2 separate regions of the Homo sapiens genome follow, and region 2 is linked to region 1. A link is a loop called in an ENCODE intact Hi-C map of the cell type or tissue named here. Cell type or tissue: CD4-positive, alpha-beta T cell. All regions are shown on one strand. Each heading gives the region's core, and the rest is flanking DNA. Links, peaks and the distances in the headings are about the cores only. Region 1 overlaps NFKB1 (nuclear factor kappa B subunit 1). Region 2 overlaps NFKB1-AS1 (NFKB1 antisense RNA 1).

Region 1 (4,410 bases), core at 169-4,168:
TGAAGAGTTTAGGCTTTAGACTTAACATGTTACGGCTTGTTCTAGTCAGAGCTTCCTTGTCTTAAATTGCTGCTGCCAAGCTCTGAACTGTACCATATTAATAAAAGTTATGCTTCCTTGACTCTTACTTAAAGACATTCCTTTATCTACTCTGATTACAGCTGGTTCAGCAGGGACTACAGACATGTTTATTTAGATATACTGTTTCAGCGTTGTAGAACACACCCTGTGCTAGACCCTGCATCTGTTAAGCTTCTCTCAGCATTTCAGAGGATAAGATTTTTGTTTTTATGATTATTAATATGGTCAAGCTCAAGATTGAATATTAACCTACCAGAATGATTCCAAAACTAGGTAGTTCCCTTAAATACTATCTAACCCAGAAATTTTATAGATATAGTTAATTAATGAAGTTAGCTGGAAGCCTTCACTATATAAACTACTGTGGGCTGATAAACACCTAAGAAGTGTCATATTTTTTCATTTGTACAAAAGGGAAGATTATACCAGACCATCTTTAAGGTCTACTCCAGTTCTAACTTTTTATGATTTATAAAGTTAACTTATTCATATTTGTATACAAAGAATAAAACAAGGATAATTATGACCTCATCATCATATTAAGGGAGGTTTCGCTGTATTTCCTGATTCAACTTTATAATGATGTCAATCAATTTGTGGTAGTGTTAGTAGTTTATAACCACATAGTCGCTTAAGCAGATGATTTTCTTTTTACAGATTCACTTTTTGGTGAAAAGAAAATACGTTAAGATTTTTTAAGGAACATTCTCACCTTTTGTTTCTATTGTGGGACCAACTCTGCATATACAGCACTAGATCATCTGCCCATCAGCTCATCACACCCACTAGCTGCTGGTGGGGGTTCACTCCCTTACTCATTAAATTGTGGAACCCCAGCAAACATGCAGATTTTGACAGCTTTGAGCTCATGAACAAATGTAAAACGTATGCACTACTTAGACTATACTACATTTCATTATGCCAAGTAGGGTCTTGCAGTCTCTGAGCAGTCCAGGTGCCTTGAACTGATTTAAATCTCTGGGAAGCATCTGGAACTGTTCCTATATTATCCAAAAACTTCCTGATTTCCAAAGATCAGTCCTCAAACACATTTACCAGATAAGTAAGGCCTAAAGTAAATTCCCCGGTCTGGGAAATTTCCTTAATGCACACAAATGTCTAAAGTTTATGATCAACTCATCACAGTGAGACCTAAAACAATTCCTTGGGAGATTCCAGATCTAAACACAAGGGAAGCCTTTGGAGATGAAGTTTCAGAGGTAATTCCTTTGTTTTGATTCTCACACAATTCATATTTAAAAATAATTTACAATTTCAGCCCTATGCCTTTTGTAAGCAAACACTGTTGGTTTTTTAAATAATTAAATGAAATTTCTAAAACCATGAAAAAAACAACACATGTATAATAGCCTGCAGAATTAGCTAACCATAAGAATAGAGATTTACTTGACTGCTAATTTAAACACAACTTGAGTTTTTGAACAGTATTAGTTAATTAACACTGATTAATATGCAACAGAACTGGATGTTCTAAAAATTAGTAGTCTATGCTATGACTCATCTCCGTCAGAGCTGGGGAAAATCTGTGGCTAAGAGGTCCCAAAGAAAAAAGAATCTTTTTCTAACTTAAAAAAAAAAAACAAAAAAAACCCCAAAACCACACACACACAATTCATTATCTTTAATCACAAAATTCCTTTGGGACAGTTGGAAAAATATAGACACGTATGTGTTTATATCTTATTGGGAGTGGTGTCAAATAGACAATACTTAATAGATATTTTTCATGGTTACATACGAGTATCTAAATCCTCAGAAGTTTTTAATCTGAGGATGAAAATTTACAACTGTTTTCAGGAAGATGTCGTCAAATGCATTGTCTGGATGCATTTCTGATTCTAAATTTCTGAGATCAAAATTTTGCCTTTAATCCACATTCACTCATCTCAGTAACTCCATTTGCTTAAAATGAGTCATCAACCTCAAAGGCAAGGCTACATCCATTCAGTCAGAAAGTCTGACTTGAATACAACCTTCTTACTTTCACTGAATTCAGATATCAAAATAGCATCACTTTGGTAAACACATTGTTTTACTCACATAAGCTTTTATATGAATTAAATTTTGAATTTTGGAACTACATTAACCCTTCAGGTAAATCATAAATGCCAATTTTTCCTTATAACTGTTGGATCCATAATAAGGAATTACATTTAAAAATTCTTATTGTAGTGCTATGCTTATGAAAATGATATTGGAAAAAATACTTTGGCATATGCAGACAAATTTCAGTTGATTTCTGTTTCATAGACTACCTAGATCTTAAAAGCTGGGAAATTTTCCAGGATGCCAGAGCCCACAGAACTTTAAGGGATAAAATTTCACTGGGAATTGATGACCTTCTCTGAGAAATAACTGCTTAAAAGAGTTGAACATGGAGGTAGAGCAATGGAGTGTTACTGGCAACCTGAGGAGTCAGGATGTGACACCTGCAAGAACTAGAACCATGCCCCAAAGTTTCATGTGGCATTCTTGCCCCCACAGCAAAAACTTTCATCTAATTTCAACCTTATAAGGATAGCCTGTTCAGCAATCATTAAGACATTTATATCAAATGCTGACCAAATATAACACATATATAATGTCACGATTCTGGAAACCACAACGCAGTGGATGCTTTATTTAAGCTTGTGACCTAGTTAGCATGTGTTAAATGTTACAAAATGCAAAAGTGTTTCACTCACCTGAGCTAATGAAAAGAATACTTAGAAAATGTATTGGGTAATACAGCTGCAAGAGGACAGGTATCCATATCCTCAGTCACACACAAATGTGATTAGTTTATCCATCCAAAGATTTACTGACTGTCCTCATTCTGTGGGGAACTACACCATTATTTCCATTCCCTAATAACTGAAACCTCCTATAGGCAGACATTAAAGATTGCCTTTCTTTCTCTTTCACAGCATTGGTCCCATCCAATTTCCTATAAATATCCACAGAGTTGGATACAGTGAGGAGGCCATTTCAGTTCTGAGCTATTCTCTACAGACTCTAGTGGTAAGGGGAAGCACCTGAAAAAATGTTCCTCTCCTGACTCCAAAGAGGCTGACACCAGAGGGAAGAGAATTCAATAGTTCATTCTAACATTTTACTTCCCACTGGTACTTTCAGTATGTTAGGTTACATGTTCCAAAGGCAGCACAGAAAAGGCTGGGGCTACCAAAGGAAGGAGGAAGGCTAAGAGGTACTACATGTGCAAGGATAATAGATGGATATCGCTCAGTGCATGTGAACTGTATGCATACGTATTTCCTTATAAATGAAAATGAATGGAAATCACCTCTGCCTTTCCTGGGAGTGGCTGGTAAGTTAAGCTGGTAGAGACAGCAGAATACTGTAATTAACTGTAATTCTAATACTGTAATTAACTGCAGTTTTACAGAACTACATACTGAGGCTCAGGACAGTGTGAACAATGAGTAAGAGAAATGTAAAGTGAATGAATAAAGCTGTTACATAATTTGTCAGGTTGTTGATCTTTCAGATAAACTACTTCCTTCATAGAACTCATTTACTATTCTTCAGTGCTTATGATCTCAATATTAGACACTGGAATCTAACATTTAAAGTCCCACCCCTTTAATCTTACCTGTTTAGGTTGCTCTAATATTTGAAGGTATGGGCCATCTGCTAAAAACAAAAACAACAAACAGAAACCAAAAGAAACTGTGAGGCTTCTCAAATTTGGTATAAAACGTAAAGCAAGTAAAAAACTGAAATTATGTTTTTATGTAGAAATTTCAAATCAATTTTTGGTTAAAATTCCACAAGGATATAATTTCTCTTCCTTGTCTGAAATATTAAATTAACCCTTATTTTAACAATAGTTTTACGAGTTTAGCGAACCACAATAAGTAAATGTTTGTTGAAAGGTGATGGCACATTTCCTAACCCAATAAAAGGCATATGGCCGGCAAGAATTGATGTCAACAGCCTTCATAATCTTGTCTCCTAACAAAGCATTTTAAAATGACAAATACCAATTAAAAGCAGCAACCACTTCTGGGCACTATGACATTTTCTTTGGCCTTCACATCATTAGACACTGACTTTCCTTCCTCAAAGAGAGTGTGCTTAATGTGAAATTAAAAGATACTGATCTAGCAACCTGTATGTATACGTCTGATAGACAGATAATGATCTCAGGCTATCTCTTTTTCCTTACACTAGGTTTTCTGTTCCCGTCTTTACTTGAAGGGAAAGTACTGCCTTCATTCCTTAACTGGTTAGTTTGTTTCCCCTTTCCTCCCCGACACTCCCAATGTAATCTGGTCTATCAGACATGGTAAAATTTTCATATTAATC
Region 2 (4,410 bases), core at 98-4,097, 64 kb after region 1:
TGCAGTGGTATTTCATTGTGATTTTAGTTCACACAGCCTTAAGGGCTGATGAAGTTGCACATATTTTCATGTGCTTACTTACCATCTATTTATCCTCTTCAGTGAAGTTTCCATTTATGACTTTCATTCATTTCTAATTGGATTGAGTGTTTACACTGAGTTTTGAGAGTTCTTTTTGTATTCCAGATACTAGTCCTTTGGTGGCCATGTGATTTGTAAATATATTCTCTCAGCCTGTAGCTTGACTTTTCATCCTCTTAACTCAGTCTTTTCTAGAGCCAAAGATTTATATTTTGATGAAGTCCAATGTATCATTTTTTTCCATTCATAGATCATATTTTTGGTGTCAAGTCTAGGGACTTTTTGCCTAACCCTAGATCCCAAAGATTTTCCCCTGTGTGTGTTTTTTTTAAGTTTTATAGTTTACATTTTACATGCAAGTGCATGATCCACTTTGAGTTAATTTTTAACTTTGGTCAAGGTTCATTTTTTTTTTTTTTTTTGGCCTATGGATATCTAATTGTTCTGGAACAATTTATTGAAAAGGCTATCTTAAGGACAGGCACAGTGGCTGATGCCTGTAATCTCAACACTTTCGGATACCAAGGTGGGAGGATAGCTTGAACCCAGGAGTTTGAGACCAGCCTGGGCAACATAGTGAGACCCTGTCTCTCAACAAATTAAAAAATAGCCAGGCATGTTGGTGTGTGCCTGTATTCCTAGCTACTAAGGAGGCTGAGGTGGGAGAATTGCTTGGGCCTGGGGGGTTAAGGCTGCAGTAAGCCATGATCCTGCCATTGTACTCCAGCCTGGCTGAAAGAGTGAGACTTTGTGTCCAAAAATAAAAAAAGACTATCTTTTCTCTATTGAATTGCTTGTGCACGTTTGTCTAAAGTCAAGTGGGCATATTTCTGTGAATTTATGAATTTATTTCTGGTTTCTCTATTTTGTTCCCTTTATCTATATATCTGTCTTACTTACAATAACTCACAATCTTGATTACTATAGCTATAAAATGTCGGAATTAGGTAGACTGTTTCTTCCCGTTTTTAAAATTCTTTTTCAAAGTTTTTTTTAGCTATTTTAATTATTTTGCCTTTCCATATATAATTTTTGGAATAATTTGTCCTTTTTTATCTAGTTCCTCTATATTTTTGTTATATTTTAGAATTTTTTCTGTACCTATTAAAAGTCTTGCTGGGATTTTGATAGGAAATATATTAAACCTGTATATCAATTTGGGGAGAACTGACATATTTACTATGTTGAGTCTTCCAATCCTCATTGGCTGCTCATTTATTTAGATCTTCTGGAGTTTTTTCTTTAGCATTTTATAGTTTTCAGCATGTAAATCCTATACATGTTTTGTTAGATTTACACCTGTTTCTTTTTTTTTGAGTGATTGTAAATATCATATTTTTAATTTCAGTGTTCATTGCTAATATATGGAAATAAAATTAATTTTTAAACAGACAATTTTTTTTTCACAGCAGATTTAGGTTCACAGCAAAATTGAGAGGAAGGTAAAGAGATTTCTCATATACCCCCTGCTCCTACACATGCATAATAGGCTCCTCTGTTACTGACATCCCGGCTAGAGTGGTGCATTTGTTACAACTGATCAACCTACACTGACACATCGTCACCCAAAGTCCGTAGTTTACATTAAGGTTCACTCTTAATGTTGTACATTCTATGGGTTTGGACAAATGTATAATTGCATAGATCCACCAAGATAGTATCATACAGAATATTTTCACTGCCCCCAATCCTCTGTGCTCCACAACAGTTGATTTTTGAATGTATATCTTGTACCCTGTGACTTTTCTCAACTCATTTATTAGTTCTAGGAGTTCTTTTTACAGATTCCTTGGGATTTTCTATGTAAACAATCATGTTATCTGCAAATAGAAACAGTTTTCTTTCTTTCTTTTTGGTCTGTATACCTTTTATTTCATTTTCTAGCCATGATGCGCTGGCTAGAACTTGTAGCACTATGTTGAATAAGAGTGGAGAGAGTGGGATCTTTGCCTTGCTCCCAGTCTTAGGGGGAAAGAATTCAGTTTTTCACTATTAAGTATAATGGAAATTGTAGGTTTTCTTACAGATGCTCTTTGTCAAATTGAGAAAACTTCCCTGTATTTCTATTTTTCTGAGTGTTGTTTTTTTAAAATCATGAATGGGTGTTGAATTTTGCCAAATGATTTTGTTTCATCAGTTGATATGATCATGTAATTTTTATATGACATATTACATTGATTGATTTTAAATATTAAAGCAGTCTAGCATCCCAGGGATAAATCACACTTTGTAATAGCATATAATTTTTTTTAGATATTACTGAATCTATTTTCCAAATATTTCATGTTTATATTCATGAAAGATATTGGTCTATAGTTCATTGTGTGTTGTGTGTGTGTGTGTGCTGTCTTTGGTTTTGGTATCAGTGTAACACTACCTTCACAAAATGAATTAAGAAGCATTCATTCTTCTTTTATTTCCTGGAGAAATTGTGTAAAATTGGGGCTAATTCTTTCGCTCTTTGTTCAAATTCTCCAGTGAAACTCTCTGGGGTTGGAGATTTCTTTCTTTTCTTTTTTTAAGTCTCAAAATTATGAATTTAATTTTGTAAGTAGTTATTTGGCTATTCAAAGTTTCATACTGAGTGAGTTGTGGTAGTTTGCACTTTTAAGAAATTGATCCATTTTATCTAAGTTGCCAAATTTGTGTGTAGAGTTGTTGATAGTATTCCCTTATTACCTTTTGTTGTCTGCAGGGTCTGTGGTAATAGCACCTTACCAATATATTTGACATCCCTCACCACAGATTATAGTTTTGTCATAGGTGAAAGGAGAGGCTTTAACCCATTAAAATAACTTTTATCTCTAAAGACCTACCAACTGCGATTCAGAACAACCTATGTGTGTACTCATTTTAAAGTGGAGTATATATTTTCAGCCTCTTTTTTTATAGAGCCCTTTATGGCATATTTGAGGTAGAAATGCAAGCTCTTACAATACTTTACATGCTGTTTAGAGTTTAGATTTAAAAAGAAAAAACAAGGAAGAGAAATGTGGTAAAGAGTTAAAGATCTGGTCCTTTAAAATCAATTATTTTATAGAATTATCTAATTTATAGTTTATAGAGATGATTCAAACATTTGTTCTCAATAATTCTAAATCTGGGTATTAACTGAAAGGATGTGGATAGTAAACTCTGCTCCCTCAAACAGTTAACATCCTTTCATCAAAAAGCTTAAATCCTGCTGAAGGAAGGAAGTTGGTTGCAGGAAATACCTCATTTAATTACATGATGAATTGAAAAAATACTATCGTTTTACTACCAGAACCAGCATTACAGGCTTACATCAAACATGCATCTGTGCAGACATTAATGCTAGATCAAAAATCTTGTATTGATTTACCTGATTTAGTTGTATTATCAATTGCTGTCTCCTCTTCTCCCATGTATATTACTAGTGAGATTTGTTGGCAACTTGTGCAGGTTGTACTATTAAAAAAAACGCTTGTTGTGCTGAAATTTACATGCAAGAAAAAATTCAATGGGAATGACGGCAGTTGTGTTCCTATAGCCATAGAATCCTTTGCTGGGTGAGGTATCATCATGTGAGACAGGGATGGGATTGGAGTCAAAGCCATTTGATTATGAGCTTAGCATTACAACTTAATAGCAGTATGATTTGGGCAAGTTATCTAAACTCATTGAACTTCAATTTCTTTATGGAAAGTGAGATTAGTAATTATGATATTACAAGAATTAGAAAAAGTTCATACAGTGTGCTCACAATGCCTGCCTGATTTAAAAAAAATACTCAACAAGTCATAGCTATGATTATTACTCTGCAGCAAGAACTACAACAACAATAATGATAAGAAGAAAAAATAAAATGTTAATTTTTCAGTATTATTTTAAATATTGAGCAAGAGTCTTAAATTTAAATGGCATCTGGCTAGCAGGTATTGTTTCAGTAACTCTCTGAATTCCTTGCAAAAATATTTACGGATGCCTATAATATCAGCTACTCCAGAGGCTGAGGCAGGAGCATCGCTTGAGCACAGGAATTTAAGACCAACCTGGACAGCATAGTGAGACCCTGTCTCAAAATATATGTATATTTATGAAGACACAGAAGAGGATAAAAACTCATAACATTGAAAACTAAGCCTGACAGTTTTTTAAGGTTATTCAAATAATAATAACACCATTCACAATTCATGGCCAGTATGAGTGGTTTTGATCTGTTTGTATTTTATTGTTTTTCCTCTTGAAATGGAATATACCTACATCTTGCAAGTAGGTAGAGAAAGCTACTAACAGCTCCCCTCTCAAATACAACTTTGATTCTCTACCAATGAATAAAAAGTGACGAGGGCTGTTTCTTTACAACCC

The links. Peaks named below come from ENCODE experiments on the same cell type or tissue, not always from the same donor. Only the 100,000 strongest peaks of a DNase experiment are listed, where the experiment ranks them.
Region 2: a loop joins it to region 1, with 6 times the contacts of the local background. A loop is called at or near these places in 1 of 110 quality-filtered maps.

The regions. Positions count from the first base shown.
Region 1 is chr4:102,533,170-102,537,579 of GRCh38, reverse strand. NFKB1 (nuclear factor kappa B subunit 1) reads right to left here. Exons shown (of 24, transcript NM_003998.4): 4 at 3,695-3,735. Among named protein-coding and RNA genes, the nearest start is that of NFKB1-AS1, 33 kb to the right of the region's middle. In CD4-positive, alpha-beta T cell, for the core only: no CTCF peak of the experiment used is centred there; a DNase peak (open chromatin) is centred at 2,029.
Region 2 is chr4:102,468,878-102,473,287 of GRCh38, reverse strand. All of the region lies in intron 1 of NFKB1-AS1 (NFKB1 antisense RNA 1), which reads left to right. Among named protein-coding and RNA genes, the nearest start is that of NFKB1, 30 kb to the left of the region's middle. In CD4-positive, alpha-beta T cell, for the core only: no CTCF peak of the experiment used is centred there; no DNase peak of the experiment used is centred there.